Linked DNA regions of Homo sapiens: region 2 is linked to region 1. Evidence: chromatin loops called from intact Hi-C (ENCODE). Cell type or tissue: Caco-2. All regions are shown on one strand. Links, peaks and the distances in the headings refer to the core of each region. The heading gives the core; the rest is flanking DNA.

Region 1 (10,634 bases), core at 1,437-9,436:
GACCTCAGGTGATCCACCCATCTCGGCCTCCCAAAGTGCTGGGATTACAGGTGTGAGCCAACACGCCCGGCCAAAAGTCTTTAAGGAAAAGAGGGAGGGGCTTTTTGGAAGAGGCAGTGGTGCAGATCACCTTGGCTTTAGCCCTGCCTCAAAGCAGCTATGGGGAGAGGAAAAGGAAGGATACGTGCTGGATTGGGGGTACTTCAGTTTCTAACAGAATAATTACATACAGGTGCTCCTTGACTCATGACATGATTACATCCCAATAAATCCATTGTAAGTTGAAAATATTGTAAGTTGAAGATGCATTTAATACACCTAATCTGCCAGACATCCAGCTTAGCCTAGCCTATCTTAAACATGCTCAGAGCACTTTAATTATCCTACAGTTCGGCAAAATCATTTAACACAAAGCCTATTTTATAATATGGGTTGAATATTTCATGTAATTTATTGAATATTGTACTAAAAGTGAAAAACAGAACGGTCGTATGGGTGCTCAGTGTACAGTTTCTACTGAATATGTGTAACTTTCACATGTTATAAAGTTGAAAAATTGTAAGTTGAACCATCATCATTTGGGGACCATCTGTACTGTGGATTGGTGAAAGGGATGGAGATGGTGTAGGATGGTGGTTTGGAGGGGTTAGATACAGGCATGACTACAACTGGGTCAGTTCACTGTTTCGTAGCGAAACAATGTTTGGTGATTTTTGCATCCCATTTATTCTTGGAAAAACAAGTTCTTGAGAAAGATATCAAGGGGCATCTCCTCTTCTCTTAGCAGCTTTCAGTTGTCATTCAGAAAGGAGACAGGTCTATTTTCTAGGAAGCCAGCATATGGGCTGCAGCCAACTCAGTCATACTGATATTGTAAGTCCTCAGTCCTACAATATGAGTACGTGGCTCTGCCCTGGGCCTTTCTCATTTGCAAGGCTCCTCCAGCCTGGCTGGGCTGGGCTGAGCTGGACAGGGAGCTGCTGCTCATCCCTCCCTCCTCCCGGGTTCATTTCTGTTTGGGAGTATGGGCAGGTTATGAGCTTCTGCCTTTTGGCTGTGCTTCCTGGGCACCAAGAAGGAAAAAGAAAAGGAAGGTATCTGTAGGCTCTAGGTTATTAGAGCCCAGGAGGGCAGAAGGGAGAAGGAAGGCAGATGGAGAGGAGGATGGACTAAACAGGCTGATGGATGGACAAATGAGCAGGCTCTCCCTCCTTGTCCAGCAGCAGAGGTAATGGTGGCATAAGGTGATGTGGATCAGGAACTGTCATTCAAAAGATGTGGACTGTAGGTAATAGCCTGCATGTCTTTGAAAGAATCTGGACCCTGGTGGGGAGAACCTGCGTTTGCACTGGCCTCTGCCATCAGCCTCAGCTCCTCTTGGCCACACAAGATCCCACCAATTCTAATGGACTTTGCAGGCTGAGAGGTGTTGCTGCAAATAGGTCAGGCTTTGTGGGGTTCCAAGGTTAGTCTTGGGGTAGTACCATGGCCATACCTGCCAACAGTGTCATTTTCCAGCAGCTCCAATAATTCAAAAGGTAATTCTGCCTTTTGATCTTGTCAAGGAGGGAGCTGTTTTAAAGGGCCAGGTGAGACGGGGACTCTGCAGTGAGAGTCCTGGTCTGAGTGCGGGGAGGGCTGGTGGAGCCCGGCGTGACCTCGGAGTTACATATGTGCACACCACATGCTGGGCCATATGTGCTGCTGCCTGGGCTCTGGAGGCTGTCAGGCCCTCCATGCTTGGAATAGTCGGGATCTGCTGACTTGACAAAATGGGGTAGGGGCTGGGCCACATCTGGAGGGGAGCGGGAAGGAACTCCCAGTGACTGGGCTGTGGAGGGACTTCCCACCTTCGCAGCCCTGAGCTCCCCCTTCTTTCTCCACAACCACAGGAGTGGTGTAATTCTCCTCACGTTAAAAGTAAACATCTGGCAGCATCTGCAATGCCCCAAATAAACAAAGAACTAATAGGAGGCATTCGTAACCACAACGGGTCCTGCATGGAGAAGGGAGGGACGCTTCACTGTACAGAAGCTAAAATGACTAAGTGGTGAGCCTCAGCTCATTCGTTTATTGATTGGTGATTAATTCATTGATCAGTGCACAAGCTCCTATAAGACCATGCTGATGCAGTTTTCCAATGCCCCCAGGGCAGCAGAGATGTCACGTCAACCTCATGGCACCAGATGGTCCTTGGTGTGCTGGGGACTGGGGATGATGGTTAGTCCTGGGGTGTCTGTTGCACCTTACTGCAAGTCCAGGGGCCAATATCCAGGGATCCGAGAACAGTGGGAAATCTGTGTGGCAAAGCCCTAGGGTCACTGCAGGGAAAAGGATCATTTTCTGGAAGTGGAGGTTGCCTGAAGCCTTTCATGAGAGATCAGAAGCAGACGCCAGCATAGAGGCAGATAGGATCCCTCCGTGGCGGAGATGCCAAAGATGCTCCCAACGATGAGAGGGGGAGGGAGACAGGGGAAGTGGAGCTGGAGCAGAAGAGGTGGCCACCTTTTAAGGTCAGTCCTCTGAAGCTGGCCAGTGTGCCAGACAGGGCAGTGGTATTGGAATAAACAGTGACGAACACACTGACTGCTGAAGTCAGATTGACAGCAAACTGGAAACAGAGCCTAGGACTGGCTGGCACCATCTGACAACTGAGAAGGGCTTAAGGATGAAATTGGTCATATTTGAACACCATCAAATTCATTCCTCACAGCCACACTAAATGTAAGCGACAGACAGAGAAATGAATTAATAACAAAAATGTCTCCAGCTTTCATGTTCTGGCAGGAGAAATGCTTCCAAGGAGGGACAGATTCACAAGCCTTCCTAATTCTGAGGACCAATGTTCTTCATCACCCTCGTCGCATGGTCGGGAGTGGTGCAGGGCTCGCCAAGGAAGAAGGGACGGAAGGACATGGAGAAGGTTTGGTTGTCTGAGTGCTAAGAAATCAGGCAGCTGGTTATAACTTCAGAAATGGGTCTCGTGCCAGAGGTCATAAAATCACTGCCAGCCGGTTGAATCCAGCTTTTAGACATTTTCTGTTTGGCCCACAAATGTCTTTTTATTTCATTTTAATTTTGAATTTGAACAAGTAGCCAAAGTGTACAAATCAGGAGAGTCACAAAAAATTCCAGCTTTCTTGAAATACCTATGCAAATCACGCCTAAGTTCTCCAGGTGGCCTTAGGCACCACTGATCCCTTCCCTGCTGGCTCTATAGTCATTTGTGATTCCAGCTCCTGTAGTAGGCCATCAAACACTTGTTAGGCATCAAAGAATTAGTGGGGCTGACTTTCCAACAGTCCAGGATAAATAAAGGTTATATAACAAAATGGGAGATTTTGGTCCCATTTTAGGCAGAAAGATCGAACTTCTTTTTTAAGACGTTGAAAGACAATATAAATAAAACCATTTGTATTAACCAGACAAAATCATGACACAGCCGGGCGCAGTGGCTCATGCTTGTAATCCCAGCAAGGATTTTGGGAGGCCAAGGCGGGTGGATCACCTGAAGTCAGGAGTTCAAGACCACCATGACTAATATGGTGAAATCCCATCTCTACTAAAAATACAAAATTAGCCGGGCGTGATGGCGCATGCCTATAATCCTAGCTACTTGGGAGGCTGAGGCAGGAGAATCCCTTGAACCTGGGAGGTGGAGGTTGCAGTGAGCTGAGATTACGCCATTGCACTCCAGCCTGGGCAACAAGAGTGAAACTCCATCTCAAAAAAAAAAAAAAAAAAAAAAAAAATCACAACACATATAAAAGGTTTGGCAATAAAGAAAAATACCTTTGTCAAAAACAAGAAATGGGGAAAGGCTTCCCTATTTAACAAATGGCGCTGGGAAAACTGGCTAGCCATATGTAGAAAGCTGAAACTGGATCTCTTCCTTACACCTTATACAAAAATTAATTCAAGATGGATTAAAGACTTAAATGTTAGACCTAAAACCATAAAAACCCTAGAAGAAAACCTAGGCATTACCATTCGGGACATAGGCATGGGCAAGGACTTCATGTCTAAAACACCAAAAGCAATGGCAACAAAAGCCAAATTGACAAATGGGATCTAATTAAACTAAAGAGCTTCTGCACAGCAAAAGAAACTACCATCAGAGCGAACAGGCACCCTATGGAATGGGAGAAAATTTTTGCAATCTACTCATCTGACAAAGGGCTAATATCCAGAATCTACAAAGAACCTCAAACAAATTTACAAGAAGAAAACAAACAACCCCATCAAAAAGTGGGCAAAGGGTATGAACAGACACTTCTCAAAAGAAGACATTTATGCAGCCAACAGACACATGAAAAAATGCTCATCATCACTGGCCATCAGAGAAATGCAAATCAAAACCACAATGAGATATCAGCTCACACCAGTTAGAATGGCGATCATTAAAAAGTCAGGAAACAACATGTGCTGGAGAGGATGTGGAAAAATAGGAACACTTTTACACTGTTGGTGGGACTGTAAACTAGTTCAACCATTGTGGAAGACAGTGTGGCGATTCCTCAGGGATCTAGAACTAGAAATACCATTTTACCCAGCCATCCCATTACTGGGTATATACCCAAAGGAATATAAATCATGCTGCTATAAAGACACATGCACACGTATGTTTATTGCGGCACTACTCACAATAGCCAAGACTTGGAACCAACCCAAATGTCCAACAATGATAGACTGGATTAAGAAAATGTGGCACATACACACCATGGAATACTATGCAGCCATAAAAAATGATGAGTTCAGGTCCTTCGTAGGGACATGGATGAAGCTGGAAACCATCATTCTCAGCAACTATCACAAGGACAAAAAACCGAACACCGCATGTTCTCACTCATAGGTGGGAATTGAACAATGAGAACACTTGGACACAGGAAGGGGAACATTACACACTGGGGCCTGCTGTGGGGTGGGGGGAGGGGGGAAGGATAGCATTAGGAGATATACCTAATGTAAATGACAAGTTAATGGGTGCAGCACACCAACATGGCACATGTATACATATGTAACAAACCTGCACATCGTGCTCATGTACCCTAGAACTTAAAGTATAATAAAATATATATATAAAAGAAAAATACCTTTGTCATCCTTGCAAAATTACTGGTTTTTGTGTATTTCCTTCCAGTCTCTTCCACTATTTTTTTTGAGATGGGCGGCGGGGGGGGGGCTCTCTTTTTTTTTTTTTTTTTTTTTTTTTTTTTGAGATGGAGTCTCACTCTGTCACCCAGACTGGACTGCAGATCACTGAAACCTCCGCTTCCCTGGTTCAAGTGATTCTCAAGTCTCAGCCTCCTGAGTAGCTGGGATTACAGGCACACGCCACCATGCCCAGCTAATTTTTTTTGTATTTTTCGTAGAGACAGGGTTTCACCATGTTGGCCAGGCTGGTCTGGAACGCCTGGCCTCAAGTGACCCGCCAGCCTCAGCCACCCAAATGCTGGGATTATAGGTGTGAGCCACCGTGCCCAGCCTCCAAATTTATTCTTACATAGTTGAATATATGGGTTGCATACTGCTTTTTCATTTAACAGTATAATTTATACATTTTCTCATATTGCCAAACAGTTCTCATTTTTGTTATTCTAAATAATGTTGCAAGGAGCATCTGTGTGCATCTGAATCTTTTCATATTTTGAATTATTTGCTAAGAATATATTTTCAGAAGCAGCATGAATGGATTACATAAAGACTTGAGCATTAAAGAGTTAACCTGTAAGTTCCTAACCCGAAAGTACCCTGTAGAAATCTCTTCATCTCAGCACATTGTTGGAGAGCCTATAGGAAAAAAAAGGTCACTTCAGCATATGTGATAGGATTGTGGGTAATTTCTAAAAAAATTCGGCATGCGAAGTCCATTCCGGGTATAGCACTATCTTGAGACCCAAGTCAAATAGTACTAAATGTGCTAAGCAGAGGTCTGTGTTTAAAGAAGAAATTCATTTGCTCTTAATAACTGCAGAATGCTGCATAGCTCAACGATGGAGTCAGAAGACTCCGCACGGCATCAAAGCCTGCTTCAATAAGATACGGGAGGCCAAGGTACAAGATAATCTGTCTTTCTCAATTAAAGTAGCTTTGTGCCCTAAGTGCAATAGTCATTTCTTAGAACAATGGTTGCCTTTAAAACTTTTTATTGATGGCAGAATAAAAGGACTAAACAAAACCAGAGTGTTTAAAGGTAATCTATATCCCATATACAACCCAAAGAGCGGTGTAAACAAGGTGATATGTCATAAAATGAAATGTGATACAGATAACCTTACTATTATCTTCTGCACAAGTTCAGATGAATTACAGTGCCTGAAATCTCCAAGCAATGGAAAGTAAGGCACACTGTATGTTTTGTTTTTGTTTTGTATCCCCTCTCTGCACCCCCTGCCACCCCCCAGTCCAGCCTGCTGCCAATAAATAAGAAGATTGACATCATGGAAGCATAGGACAAAATGAGAGCCTTTTCTTGAGACTGACCCTCGTGCTGAAGAACCGAAGGCACCAGAGGGGTCTCTGGGAAATGGTGCGAGAGTTTAGTTTCCATGCCAGGCAAGCTGACAGAACCTCTCAGGGCAGGATTACGGGTGCTTGAGAAAACTCCACCTCCTGTGGAAAGGCAGCCTGTCTTTGGTAAGGAGAAATCATGCTTCCCTAATCTACTAGAGCTTTGTGAAGGGTCAGAATAAGTGTGCGGATAAGGGGGAAACAGGAGACACAATCTCCTTACACTTTCAAGCGTCCTCTGACAGGTGCCACACCAAAGCATGTTAAAGGAGTTGAGTCACCATGGGAATGGAGAGAATGTTGGAAACAAATAGGGAACTGGCTTAGAGATAAGGAATAAAGAGTAAGGATAAACAAGTCTTTATCTGGATGGAAAAATGTGAACTGTGGGGCTCCTGCTGGGGAATTGATGCTCCTGGGGGGACCAAGTTAACTGGCCCTTAATGATTTGAGATGTGACTATCAAGCCCTTTTGCTTTCACAAGTCACATGTGGAAATCATCCCCATCGCCATAGAGTCATGGATCATATATCACCTTGAATTGTGACATCTCCAGTGACTTAGTGGGCTCCTGAAAGGCAGAGCATGGTTGATATTTCTGGATTCATTACAGTGACTAGCATCCAAGAAATATTTTGTGGCTTGATCTGTTGAGAGAAGAATGAGTGTACATTGAAATCTTCTGGCTTGCCAATGACCTTGAGCTCTTCCAAGTAGGCAAATACCAGCAAAGGGCTGTGAGATGCAGGAAGATACAGAGGGCTCAAGAATGGCTGAACATGTTCCCCATGGACAAGGGCAGGTTGAGTAAAGCATTTGAATTGCAGTTTTTCTTTTTTTTTTTTTTTGAGATTGAGTTTTGCTCTTTTTGCCCAGGCTGGAGTGCAATGGCAGGATCTCAGCTCACTGCAACCTCCGCCTCCAGGGTTCAAGTGATTCTCCTGACTCAGCCTCCCGAGTAGCTGGGAGTACAGGTGCCTGCCACCATGCCCAGTTAATTTTGTATTTTAGTAGACTTGGGGTTTCATCATGTTGGCCAGGCTGGTCTCGAACTCCTGAACTCAAGTGATCTGCCCGCCTCGGCCTCCCAAAGTGCTCGGTTTACAGGCGTGAGCCACCGCACCCAGCCTGAACTTTGTTTTTATGGATGTGTAAAGAGAATACATGTAAATACATCATATATATCAGTTTAGAAAATAATAGTGAATACATCATATATACCAGTTTAGAAAATAATAGTATAAGCTGCACCTTTGAGGATGAGAGATTTGAAGCTCTCAGTGACAGCCCAAGGAAAGATTTTGGGTCACTATAATCCAGTGCTTCTCAACCTGTTTTCCATTATTATCCCCCACCCCCACCAAGTACTTTTTTTAACCTACCTTTCCCCCAGTTGCCACCACCTTCCATGAAATTTTAATAGCATGGAATATTGCATTTCTGTTTATGTCCTGTGGCCCTTTGCAGGGCCATAAACCATTGTGATATCTAAGACTTTCCATCTCCCAAGAACCAAGTGTTGTCTCCTTGGGAATGATGGTAGCTCTGTTGAGAATGCATGCTGTAAGGGACTTTCTGCAGGATTGGGCCCAAAAGTGTGACTTCATTCAAACAACAACAAATTGCTGAATATCTAAGGATGGAACTGGGAACAAAAAAGTCATCTCTTGCCTTCCCCTCAAGCCAAACAAAATCCCAAAGATGTGAGGTGAGATGGGGTGCTCCTGACCAGCTCTTAGGTGAGCACATTGAGTTCCTTAGCCCTCTGCCTTCAAGTTGAGTTTGGCCAATGGGGAGCTCAGCAGGAGACTGGGGGAGTGAGGACGGAATGTGTGGTGAGAGTATATGTCCCACCTTGTGGGGTCACCCTGTCTGGTGGTGTCCTTTGGTCACTTCTTCAAGTGCCAACTCTACATGACTCCTGGGTTCTTCTTCCAGGTTCTGAGTTCTGGTAATAGCTCCCACTCCCTTCCTTTGGTGGGGGATAGAGATGGAAATAGCTTGGCTGCCACTGGCTCAGGTCATAGCTATCCTTTGGACCTACACATTTGTAAATGGGTCTTATGCACACTGTGCTCTCTGTTTCCTGTTGGGGCCTTGAATGATAGAGGGAAAAGTTCTTTTTTCTGCATCCTAGGAGAGGCTTTCTGGAGCTGGAATGAGGCCAGAGGGCCTAGGGCTGGGTAGGATGGGCCAGGACAACAAGTCGTTAAAATGCTGAGAAAAGGAGACTGACAGGGCCCTTGACTGGAATGAGAGTGGGAGAAGGAACTTCCCCCAAACACAGTTGTAGGGATCCTCTAGAGCTTAAGAGGCAATTATTAGAAATATCTTGGTCTATCTCCTTCCCGTAGGTGGGAATGATGTGGCACTTTGTCTACCTCAGGGGGTAGCCTTGGCTGGGGTTCACGGAGAGGTGAACAGAGAAACATAAAAGTTCTTCACATAGACCTCAAAGGGGTCCTTTAAGGTCAGGGTCCTTGGGACATCCTCACTTTTGTGGATGATCCAGGGGAGGTGGCAGGTGTGAGTGGATCATTGCTCCTATGGGTTTAGGGCAATAACTGGGTGTGCTTCTGGGTGGAGGGAAAGGAACACAGGCTTTTGGGGGCAACAGCCTAGGCTTGGATCCCTGCTCTTCACCCCTCTGGGCCATCACCCACCTCTCAGAGTTGCCGTAAGGATTAAATGAGAAAGTGCACAGAAAGTCACGCAGGCCTGGCCTGCAGCCAGCTACAGCCCTGCCCCTCTTCCTAGTCAACTGAGTAGTCTCATGCTCAGAGTCCAAGTCTCCTTTCCTGGCTCTGCCCTCAGGAGCAGGGACAACCAAGTCTTACATGCTTCGGGCTCCAGAAGCCACAGAGTGAAAGCAAGAAGCTGTTGTCATGGATGGGGGGTGGGTGGGCACATTATCCTGAGGCCTCCTAATCCCATTTTCTGCTTTCATGTTAATCCTCTTCCTCCTTCTGTCTACCACACACTGAACTCCCAGGGCACTGACCCAGAGAGCCGGGCCCCACCTCCCGCAGTTGAAGGCCCTATTCCCTATGGTGGGAGGGCGGGGTGGGGCGGGGGCTGCAGAGTCAAGGGGTGGGCAGTCCAGCTCGTGCCTTCGTCCTCCGCAGTTGACCTGGATGTTCTTCCAGGCCAGGCCATGGATAACACTGAGGGCTTAGCTCGCTAATAAATAATAACAATGACAGCATCAGCCAGTATTTCCTAAGCATGTACCGTTTGCTGACCCTGGCTAAGGCAGGATTTTATTCAGTTTCCGTAAGGCTGCTGTGAAGCAGATTATCCATCTGAAATTTGCAGATGAGGAAATGGAGGCTCAGGGAGGTTGTCATGAACCAGATCACACTGAGCAAAAAGCAGAACTGTCTGGGACTCCTGCCCAGCTTTGGCTGGCTCCAGAGCCTCACGGGGAACCACTAGGTCATACTGCCCTCCTGCATTGCTTCCTCAATTCAGGAACACAACTGGGGGATCCTTTCCCCAATTCAGAAAAGGATCCCTTCCCAATCCCCACCCTTGCCTTCCCTCCTCTGGCGCATGTCACCTGAGGCTTCAGTTGGGTGAATATATTTTTTCTGTTCACTACACCCGGGTATCACTAGCATTGCAGTGGAGTAGGAAGAACGTGGCTTGGTGGGTGGAAGGGGAGGTGGCGTTGTGTTTCTGGCTGAAACAGGTGGCTCTCTGTGAAAGGTCATCTGGGAGAGGAATGATTTTGCTTCAGGCTTTCCTTTACCTCCCCTTTCTTTCTGGCACTCCATCCCTTCTCCATTCCCAGTTGCAAATGCCCTTCTCTTGACTCTGCAGGACTGAATCTGGCCATTTTTGCCCCCAGAAATAGGTTCTGGGACAAGGCTCACTCACTAAGGAAGGAGCCGTCCACCATCCCCTTCAGCCACTGTGTGTCAGTCTTTCTAAAAAGATGTTATGCCTTGCGGGACCTCCATTTCGGTTTGTTACACACTCACAGGAAGGAGGCGCTTCCCTAACTCTAGCTTACACTCTTCCTGCTGCAATGGGTCCCTTCTCGGAGGCAGCACTCCGTACTACCGGACAGAGCGCAGGCTTGGAGGGAGGCTGGATTAGAATGCTTGCTGAAACACTTAGC
Region 2 (10,634 bases), core at 1,678-9,677, 170 kb after region 1:
ATAAGTACATAATATAATATAAACGTGTGATATTGGGGATTATATATTAAGTTTGAAATTGAAAAATGTAACATTAAAAAAAGAAATATGTAATTATTAATTTTTTTCTTTCATACCTCATTACTTCTTTGCTTTACAACCAGAAATGTGACACTTTTTCTTTTACCCCAACATGTCAATGTTGAGTCTTGCATTTCATGTTGTGATGTGCTGTATAGAATTCAACCTTGAATCTTTTAACTGAGAGCAATCGTTTTATTTAGTTTCATAATGGAAAACAGCTGTTCATGGCTGAGCATTGATAGAATATTTGTATGATGGTTTTTATATTTAGGGTAACCACTCCTGAGATATTTGTAGAATTCTGGCATTCCAATGTTGCAAAATTTAGTTTTAGGGAATGAATTGTGGTTCAAAAAATTCCATTTATATTACAATACTGAGAAAGGTGAGTTCAAAAAATTGCATTTGTGGCACAATATTGAGAAAGATCATTTTCATAAAACTAGCAACTTTTTTGGAATCTCATCCTGTCTTCAGCTCCAGAATTTTTAGAGAGCAGTTGAAGAGACCTCTTTCATTTTGGAAAACTGATTTCAGCATAGGAAAATAAGCCAGATGATTCTTTGCCAAATGAGTTTCCCTAAGATATAATTTCACTAAGAATGAGAAAACTGAATAGCCATTTGCATATTTGTGATAATTCTTAAAGAGATACCCAAAAGGGTTAAATGGCTTGTGATATTTACTGAAAAGGCATATACTTTGATCCAATCTTTGCTGGTGAGCTGGGGTATTTTTGTTGGATGATATGAACAAGTTAATAACTTTTCAGCTGTTCCTCCCCTCCCACCCATGAAAGACCCCGACATTACACACTAACTACCCTTTATTTATTAGAACAGACGAGTGTTATGACTACTGCATATCCACTTTATCAGGCAAAGCACTGAACTCTTTATGCTTTTAGCCATGGGAGTAAGTCCCATTCACTAGGCCCATGATATGTGTTCTATTTTAACTTTTTAGCACAAGGCAATTCCTGGTGAATTATTTAGTTTCCCTAATTGTGCAAAATTGGCCACCTTAGATTTAAGATTCATAACAAGGTCAGTGTTAATGCTGATCATTTCAGGAGCTCTGTTTTGTAGCCAGGCTTACTAATTTTGACCTGTCTGCTTTAAGTTTTTCAAGGCTTCTCAACACACAAAGCTAAGTAATTTCCTGAAATTGTGCCTGTGATGGACACCATGACCAAAAGTTCTCCAATCACATTGAAGTCTCTTTGGAACCATAAATAAATATAGCTGACTGGGTGGTATTATTTTAACTGGGCTCTCATAAGCTTCACTAGGAAATGCCACAAATGATTTAACTTTTTCACACAACCTGTCCTGTAAGTTCTCAGCCATGTCGTCATCTTGTTGAGCAACCAGCGTTTCTGTTTAGTCTTCCATTTGCAAATACTTGTTTTTGTTCAAGGTATGAATTTCTCTATCCTCAGTAGATTCTCTTTTGTAAACTCACCATTAATAAAAGGTTTCAATGCATGAGCAATATTTTCTCCTTCTCCATAACTTCATTTCACAGTTGTGTCATTTGTTTTATTTGCTTTGAAAAATAAAACATGTTAAAACATCAGTACTTTCTTTTAGATCGTTAAGTTTCCCTACCAGCCTCACAGCTTTTTTGTTTGAATTCTTTTGATACTGACACATTTCATTTGCATGTCAAACTTGGAAGAATGATTTTAACTTCTCCAAAAATAAAAAGCTATTTTCCGTTTTTTTTTTTTTTTTTTTTTTTGCAAACATGCAAACACATAGCTCTCGTTGATGCTCTTTTGTGTCTGTCCTTTTGCTTGAGTTATGGATATGTATGTATGAATGTCCATATAAAAGTTACTTTCTTCCCAACTCTGTTATAAGAAAATCATAGTCTAGGACGATGATGAGTGACTACTGACCCTCGGCCTCAGTGATAGGAAGAGAATGGGGAGTAGTGAGGGGTATGGTGGTATGGAAAACTACTCAGCTCCAGAGGACTTATTCCTTGCTGGAATGTGATTTCATTATAGACCTTCTAAATTCTTAAAACTTAAAGAAGGTGTAATATACAAATAGAAAAGTGGATCTATTTTAAGTATATGGCTTGATAAATTTTCCATGAATAGATCATAGATTGAGGAACAGAACAGCATCAGGACCCATAAGGCCCCTCACACTCCTTTCCAATTGAGACCTTTCAGTTTTTTTAAGAAAAAAGTATTTGGATTCATATGTGAACTCTCAATTTCTAACTTTTGTCAAGTAATTGAAAACATTAAAAAAATCCCTTGGGCCAAACAAAACACATCTCTGGCCAGAGTCAGCTCAGAAGACTACAGCCTGAAACCTCTGGTTTCCATGCTTTTCTTACTGTCTGGCAGCTCACACCTCTCTTCTCCTCCATCTAGAGGGGTAGGCAACCATGTTTCTATGTCATGATACCAGCCATGGTTGACCGGGGTCTTTCTCTGGGACTCTGGAAATGGGACACTGGAATTCTCTTTATCCTGGTGATGGTGCCAAAAGTGGCTCCAGGCCTAGAGCAGGCCCTATTCCACCATCCATTGAGGAGCAGAGAAAGCTGATGCCCACAGCGAGAAGGAAGCAGAAGTGCAGAGTGAGAGAGTGGGAGAAACTGCTTGGTTCCCCAATGTTTTTCCAGTTTTTGAGTTCTTGGTTCTAGCCCCTCCTGAGGCCAGTATAGATAAGGGCTGAGGAGCCAATTAGGCTGGTAGGCTTCTTCAAGAATTCCAGAGGAACAGTCAGGTGGGTGGATCAGAGTAAATGATGCTGGTGACAGCCAAGGACTGGCAGCCAAGTGGGCGGGGTCTCCATGTGAGACACTTCTTCACTCAGAGTCACATCCTAGGCCAGTGGGCTGGGATCAGGGGTAGAAGGCCCAGCAGGCAAGTAAAAGATGTATATTCCCTCAGGTGAGCTTGTAACTGAGTTCTAGATTAAGAAATGTTGGAGACTGAATGATTATTTCCAATTCTCCACTCCCTCCCTGCAATAGAATTATATACCCATGCCCTTTGCCATATGGCTTTACATGCACCCTACTAGAGGAGGTAGAGCCTATATTCCCATGCTGTCAGCTGTGGGCTTGGCCAGTTACCTTGCTTTGGCTAATGGAAATATGGATGGACGTGACAACGAGACAGTTCTGAATTGAGGCCTTAAGAGTCATGGGAGGCTTCCACTAGCCCCTTTGTGTGCTGCTTCCATATGTAATGAGAAGAGCCTATCCCAGGTAGCTGCTGGTTCCAGGAGAGAGATATGGAACTGATCTGTACCCAACTCACCACCTGAATCACAGCCCTTCTACCCAACCCACAGATTGTGAGTGAGGAAAATAAATGTTTGTTTTTGTAAGCCACTAAGATTATGGGATGGTTTATTACATAGTATTATCACAGCAATGTCTGACTTATACAGAGAAGAACTGGGTCCTAGGCAAAATTAGGGACAGAAGAGCCTGATTGTATCACAATGGGCCCAGGAGAGGGGAGAGGAGAGCTCAGGCTCAGAGGCAACGTGGTGCAGGAATGTGGGTTCTTAGAGGTCATCCCTGAGGGCACCAGATCCATGTATGATTGGAAAAGGGAAATGAGAGTGGTCTGGGGGAAATACCTGTCACCTCATTGATCATCTGGCTTGAAGGAAAATCAGGAGGAACACAGGAGCCAAGTAGTTGTAACTGAGCTGGTGACATTATTCCAAGCCGTTGTATCTGCTCAAACTTTACATACTCTCCAGCTTGGTTAGCATTGACTCAGGAGCTGTGAGCATCGGTGGATCTAGTTGTGAGGATCCTGGGAGGGTAGCAGCAGGAAAAATAAGGTAAAAGAGGGCACCAGCACCACAGCTCTCAAATGCTCACAAGTGTGAGTGCCTGTGTGTGGTTATCTGACAGCTCTTTTATAAATCTGATGGTTGCTTTCTACCCACCTGCTTGCTGTTTTTGTTGACATCTCAACCTGGAGTGGGTTTGAGGCTGGGAGGCTGAAACATACTCTGACCACATTCACCCACTTTCTGAGAACTTGCAGGCTCAGATGAAGCCTGTGAAACCACAGACCTATATAGGACAACTAGATGAACACGGCACAGTGGGGTGGCCAGTGATATATGTTGCCACAGCAGAGGATCCTGGGCAGTCGTAGCACAGACAGGGTGTTTCTGATTTTCCTTCTTGAAATTCCTCTTCCCAGGGGCTTCCAAGCTCAGGAAGCTCTTGTCATCTCCTAATCGAGGCAGATGAAGATGGGAGTTCTGTAGGGAGGCGTTTCCACTTAATCAAGGCCAGTCATACCCAAGCTCTAGGATTAGACAGATCTGCAGATCTGCGCAGTTACTTGGGCAGCCTGTTTTCTGTCTCTGCTACCTTGTTATCTGGCTCTTCTCTGAATTCCTGTAGCTTTTCCAGGACTTAAACAATGAGATTAACAGCTATCATTTTTTGAATGCCTACCATATGCTAGGCTCTCTAGTGGATCTTTTACAAGTATTATTGATAATAACAGCAAAGATAACTAATATTTACTAAGCATTTGCTAGGTGCCAGGCACTATGCCAAGCCCTATACTTGTATTAACTCACCGAGAATCCTCACAACGAGGCAACATGGGTGTCATTATTTTTATACACAAATAATAAACGGTGGAGCTCACTCCACCATTTGGATCTAGATCGGTCTGACTCCAGAGCTTTTGTTTTTTCACTGGTGATGCTCTCTTGCTTGATCTTGCTCTCTAGCCATGCCAGGACACTGTGCAGTTGGGCACGATAGGCTGGGGCAGATGCAGAGGGCTGGGATATGGAGTTAGATCAGGAGGATGAATGCAGGATGGTAGAAGTCCAGTGAGTCGTTCATGAAGGAGACAGGGATAAGGTTCAACAAGAAGTATGGTGAGGCCCTAAAAGGCAAGAGGAGCAGAGGTACAGACAACCCAGAAGCCATCAGATGTCCTGGCAGGCAGTCCAGGGGCAGGACAGCAGATCCTGGAGGAGACAGAGCTGGCCACAGCACAACTCATAGTTCTGGCTCTGCCCTTTACTAACTTTTGGGCAAATGACTTACCTGCCCTGAATTTCAGTTTCTTCATTTGTAAAATGGGCATAAAGAAACCTCCTTCATAGGGTTGAAATAGCTGAATGAGATAGCAAACATAAAGCACCAGTGACAGTGCCTAGTCCTGAGGATGTGCTCCACACATAGACTGCTACGTTTCTAAGACAGGCTCAGGCACAGAGACAGGGAGAACCCAGGCTATCATAACTGAGAGTCAAATAAAGTGCCCCAGGAGCAGCATTCTAACTAACCTGCTGACTGGGATTAGTATTGGTTTTAGAGACTGGAATGGGGTTAAGTGACCTCATTTCCATATAGAGGGTGGCTGAACTGAGTGGACAAGCAGGTACTGGTTTTTTCATAGATGGGTGTTGAAATCCCAGCCCCACACAGCTGACAGGCTCTTGTTCAGGACTTTGGACTTCCAGTCTGATGTCCTTTCGATGATACTGTGCTGGTGGTAAATAAACACTTGACATAAAATATGTTCAGGCATGTCAATGGCACATGCATTGTAATGGTTTTGAAACATGTCTGCAAATTCCTTGATGTTCCTCCCACTGAGAGGTGGCATTGAATTCCTCTCCCCTTGAACATGGACCAGCCTCAGTGACTTGCTTCAAAGGAAGAGAATGTGGCGAAAGTGATGCTGTGTGTCTGCTACGGCTGTTTAGAGAAGCTTCTGCCTGGCTCTGTCTCCCGGGATGCTTGCCTTTGAAACCAGTTGTTATGTTAGGAGAAAGCTCAGGCTACATAGAGAGTCCACATGAAATTTTGGACCAGCAGCCCCACCTAAGGTCCCAGCTAACAGCCAGCATCAATTGTCAGATCATCCTTGAAGTTGTCCCAGCTGATACCAAGTGGAGCAGGGATGAGCTGTTCTCAACAAGCCCTGCCTAAATTGCTGATTCATGAGCAAAATAAAAGTTGTTGTTTTCAGCCAATAAGTTGTGGATGGTTTATTTTGTAGCAATAAGTAAATGGATCATGAACTTGCATAGTAGAGCACAGAGGAGAAGCAGCAGGATCCAGTTCTAAGAGCTTGTGTTCCAGAGTCACGCAGTTGATTATGCATTTTCAGCTCTGCTATATGCTTGCTGGGAAAGTTATATACCCTCTCGAGACTGTTTTGTCCTCTGTAAAATGGTAAGATGGTAAGATTGATTGTATGGGTGTTGTATTAGTTTGCTAAGGCTGCCATAACAAGATACTATGGACTGGATGGCTTAAACAACAGAAATTAATTTTCTCATAGTTCTGGAGGCCGGAAGTCCAGTATCAAGGTACCGGTAGGTTTGGTTTCTTCCGAGGCCCCTCTCCTTGGCTTGCGGATGGCTGCCTTCTCGCTATGTCCTTGCCTCCCAGCATGTGCCTAACAATGTTCACATTTCCTCTTCTGTAAGGTCACCAATCCTATTGGATTAGGGCCCACCCTAATTATGATTCACTTTAACTTAATTACCTGTTTTAAGGATGTGTCTCCAAACACAGTCATTCAGAGGTACTGGGGGTTAGGACTTCAACGTACGAGTCTTGTTGAGTGGTGGGGAGTGGGTAGATACAATTCAGCCCATGACAATCGTTACCAGGATTAAATGAGGTAAAACAAACATAAAGAACAGGTTACTCGTGGACACATTGGAAGTGTTTAATAAATAATGGCCATTATTATTACATATGTGATGTCAACCTGATTAATTATACCTGATACATGCAAAAAAGGGGAACACCACTATGTATGCCCCAGGGGAAGCTGTGTATTCCTCTCACTTGGATGATAAGAGAAGACAAGCTCTCTACTAAGCACACTATGTCCCTCCACCTCCTAACCTGGGCCCCTGGCTTAGTGATGGTGGCAAGAGAGGGGTTGAGGAGTCCCCTCTGGAGGAAGGAAGCAGCATTATTTCTTGACCCTCAGAGACAGCTGCTTCCTTTGGGGACCCTTGGAAGGGGCTCCTTGTTTAAGCCTGGAAGATCCCAGGGTGATATCAGGTAAGGAAAGACCTGGGACAGTGTACAAACCCGAAGTCACTCTGTCTGCAATTGCCTGGGTGCTCCAGAACTGACCCTTGGAGTCATCCCCACTGGAGGCAATTTGGAGAAGGTATTTTCGAGAGAAAGTCCCCACGCAGAAAACCTTTCTGCCAAGTCCTTTGTTTTCCTAATGTTGCCGCAGTGTCTGGAGCTGAATTTTAAAAATGGCATTTTCCTGGAAAGGATTTTTTGGTCTTTTTTGGAAATGTCTCATGTAAAACAAGATCACCAGTGGGCCATTGAGTCTGGTCTCCCCGGGATGAGCTTGGGAAATGGCAAGTGGGGGAGGGCGAGTCTGGGTGGGAAAAAGAACAAAAAACAGAGTTGGAGGGAAAGCGGGACGTGACAAAGGGGTCAGCATTCATGTGTTAGGAATAGGCTCAGAGCTCAGGATTCATTCCAGTGGGTAAGGCATCGTGCCGGGGAGGGAGGAAGGGGAAGGGGCCCTTGACAGCAGGGCTGTGGGAATGTCCTCTGAAAGCCTCCATTCACCACAGAAATGGACCTATCCCTGGGCCTGCCACCTCCTTCACTCCCTTGTGTGACATGGGTAAGAAGGCAAGAATGATACAACAGGGGCCGTGTCTCTTCCATCAGACTGGATTTCCTTCCTGAAGGGAGGAACTATAGGTGGCATTCATTCTACGGCTCTAAGAGGGTTGCCTTGTATCTTCCCATCAGACTGGAGGGTCCCCAAGTACAGGGACCCTGTCCCTCCTTGACCTAAGGAATCAGTAGAGCTGAGAACCTCCTTCCCTTCCTTCTCTCTGTCTCCGTGAACTCACTGTGTAGGAGGAGCTTGGTTTGTGACCTGCCTGACCCAGTGACCTACTCAAAGTGGCATCTCCACCCTTGGAAGCACAGGTAAGACATGCTGACTGAAAGTCATTGCCATGAGCAGCTCGTCGCCACCTCTCTCCTGGCCCAGGGCCAGGGCCATTTCTGTGGCCAAGTGGAATTTCTGTGGCAGGAAGACTCTTGGAAGCTCTTTGCAGAGTTGGCTTTCATCCTCCAGGCTTCTCTGTTGCTCTTCTGTCCATTCCTCAGCCTGCCTGTGCCTCTCAGGCCTGGCCTCATGTCTCCCGGGTTTGTGGTGACCCTGGGCCTCAGACTGGAATGAGGACAAATAGCAGAGGAATGGGTAGATAAGAATCACTGAATCTCTGAATTAGAAGCCACTCTAGAGGTGGTTTTCTCCATTTTCTTGTCTGGAAAGTAAATTCATACAGTGGACACTTAAGAACACCTGTTCTGTGCCAGTCTCTGCTTCAGACACCAGGTACATAGTGGTGGACAAAGCAGTCATGGTTCCTGCCCTCATGGGGCTAAGTGTCTGATATCTGAATATTTGGACAATAGTCTCATTAAGTAGCCATACAGATTGTACTTAGAAAACCATGTTTTTGGAGTTCTCCCTCCCTCCCAAGGCAGCCAATTTCAATTTGGACAGCTCTGAAAGTTATAGAAGTCCCTCCATAGATGTAGTCAAAGTCCTTCCACTTCATAACTTCCACTCACTTGTCTCAGCCTACTTTCACATCTACCCAGGACAATAAGCCTGTTCCCTTCCGCCTGGAAATCCCTCACCATGGTGGCAAATCTGTTAGTTTTTCTTTTGTTTTATTTTTGGCTATGTTATTAGGTATATTCATGTTTAGGGTTGTTTTATTTTTCTGGAGAATTCTTTTTATCATTTTGTAATTGTTTTCTTTATTTTTTCTGACTTTAATATTGTTTCACTGCTTGGCTTCAAAGTTGTGGGTTCCTACCACCCTCCCATTTCAGGTTGAATAATTGGCTAGAAAGGCTCACAGAACTTTGGGAGATACTTTACTTACTATCATTTTTTTTGGATAATGATCACTTGGTATATTTCTTCTGATTTCATTTCAATAATTCTGTGTTATTATATTTTAAGTGTGTTTACTAGAAAAAACAAAAGGCCGGATTTCTTATTTGATCTTAGTGTTTCTTTTAACAAGTAATTTTAATTCTTTACATTTACTACATTTATTATTAGAACACAGTTATGACTGGTGTATATTGATATCTTTATGTTTTTGTTTTAATCTCTTAGCTTCTTTTGTTTCCTTTTTTCTTTCTGTTAGTATATTGACAATTTTCTGTTTTTTTCTCCTACTGTTTTAACAGTTACATACATTTGAATTCTCTCCTTTGAGAGGTTATCCTTAAATTTTTTAACATTCTTTGAATGCTACCAATTTTAAACTGTTTTTACTTACAACACTTCTGACACCAAATGGGTGGTTTTTTTCCCCATGCTCACAACTGTTTCCAACTCTCTGGGCACCAGCTGGGTGTCCTACAATTCAGTTCAATTCTGACACTTACTGACGGAAGTTAATGTCAGACTCCACAGGTTTACAGGCTCAGTCTCACAAGCCTCCCTTCACTTCAGATGCCTATTACAAATTTGGTGCCCAAGATACTACCACTTCTGTCTGACATGGCTACAAAGTTGTGAGTTCCCACCACCCTCCCATTTCAGGTTCAGTAATTGTCTGGAAGGGCTTACAGAACTCTGGAAGATACTTTGCTGACTCTTAGTTTTCTTTTGTGTAGAGGAGCAGATGAATGGCCAGATGAAGAGGCACATAGGACAATGTTCAGCAGGGTCCCAAGCACAAGACTTCTGTCCATGTGAAGTCGGGGTCTGCCACCTTCCCAACACATGGATGTGTTTGCCAACTCTGAAACTCGCTGAACCCCTCCGTGTAGGAGTTTTTAATGGGAGTTTAATGATGTAGGCAGGATTAATGAAATTATTGGCCATTGGTGGTTGAACTCAACCTTCAGCCCCTCTCCCCTCCCTGGAGGCTGTGGGTGGAGTGGGGCTGAAAGTTTCAAACCTCTAATCATGCCTTGGTCTTTCAGGTGACCAAGACTCCTGAATCTATCCACATGCCCTCAACTACCAGTGCTCTTATTAACATACAAAAGATACTCACCACTCCATAGATGCTAAGGATTTTAGGGGATGTGTGTCAGGAGGAACAAAGATCAAATACTTATTTTTACTATATCACACTGTGCAATTTAGGTTTACACTTGGCTGTACATCATAGAAAACAGTGGATTAAACATTTAGGGGTTTATTTCGCAACGAGAAGACTGGAGTAAAAAGTTCAGAGCTAGTACACATCTTTAAGGATATCATTAAGCACCCAGGGTTTTAAAATTTAATTATCCTTTTCTCTTACTCTTAGTGTGTGACTTCGTCCTGTCTTCATGGTCTCAGGGTGTCTGTTGCTCCTCCAAGCATTTTGTCCTTATTTTAGGTAGGAAGAAGAGAAAAGGGTAATTGGTAAAGGGCAAAGCATTCTTTCTGGAAGTTGACCAGTAGGCTTCTGTTTTTATTTCATTGGCCAGAACTGCAATACATTGCTACCTCAGCCTCAAGGGAATCTGGGAAGGTGTGTATTTTTAGTTGAGCACTGTGCTGCCCTGTGAAAAATCAA

Evidence for each region. A loop is a pair of places that touch in the nucleus more often than their neighbours do. Peaks named below come from ENCODE experiments on the same cell type or tissue, not always from the same donor. Only the 100,000 strongest peaks of a DNase experiment are listed, where the experiment ranks them.
Region 2: it touches region 1 in a loop (5-fold over the local background); 3 of 110 quality-filtered maps call a loop at or near these places.

The regions. Positions count from the first base shown.
Region 1 is chr2:42,060,066-42,070,699 of GRCh38, reverse strand. No RefSeq gene overlaps it. Among named protein-coding and RNA genes, the nearest start is that of PKDCC, 17 kb to the right of the region's middle. RefSeq lists a silencer at 1,509-1,673 and an enhancer at 10,547-10,616. In Caco-2, for the core only: no CTCF peak of the experiment used is centred there; DNase peaks (open chromatin) are centred at 5,989, 6,759 and 9,320; H3K4me3 peaks cover 408 bases.
Region 2 is chr2:41,890,161-41,900,794 of GRCh38, reverse strand. LINC01913 (long intergenic non-protein coding RNA 1913) reads right to left here. Exons shown (of 3, transcript NR_033996.1): 2 at 10,377-10,444; 3 at 6,749-8,266. Among named protein-coding and RNA genes, the nearest start is that of LINC01913, 18 kb to the right of the region's middle. RefSeq lists a silencer at 4,022-4,071 and an enhancer at 4,202-4,251. In Caco-2, for the core only: no CTCF peak of the experiment used is centred there; a DNase peak (open chromatin) is centred at 5,504.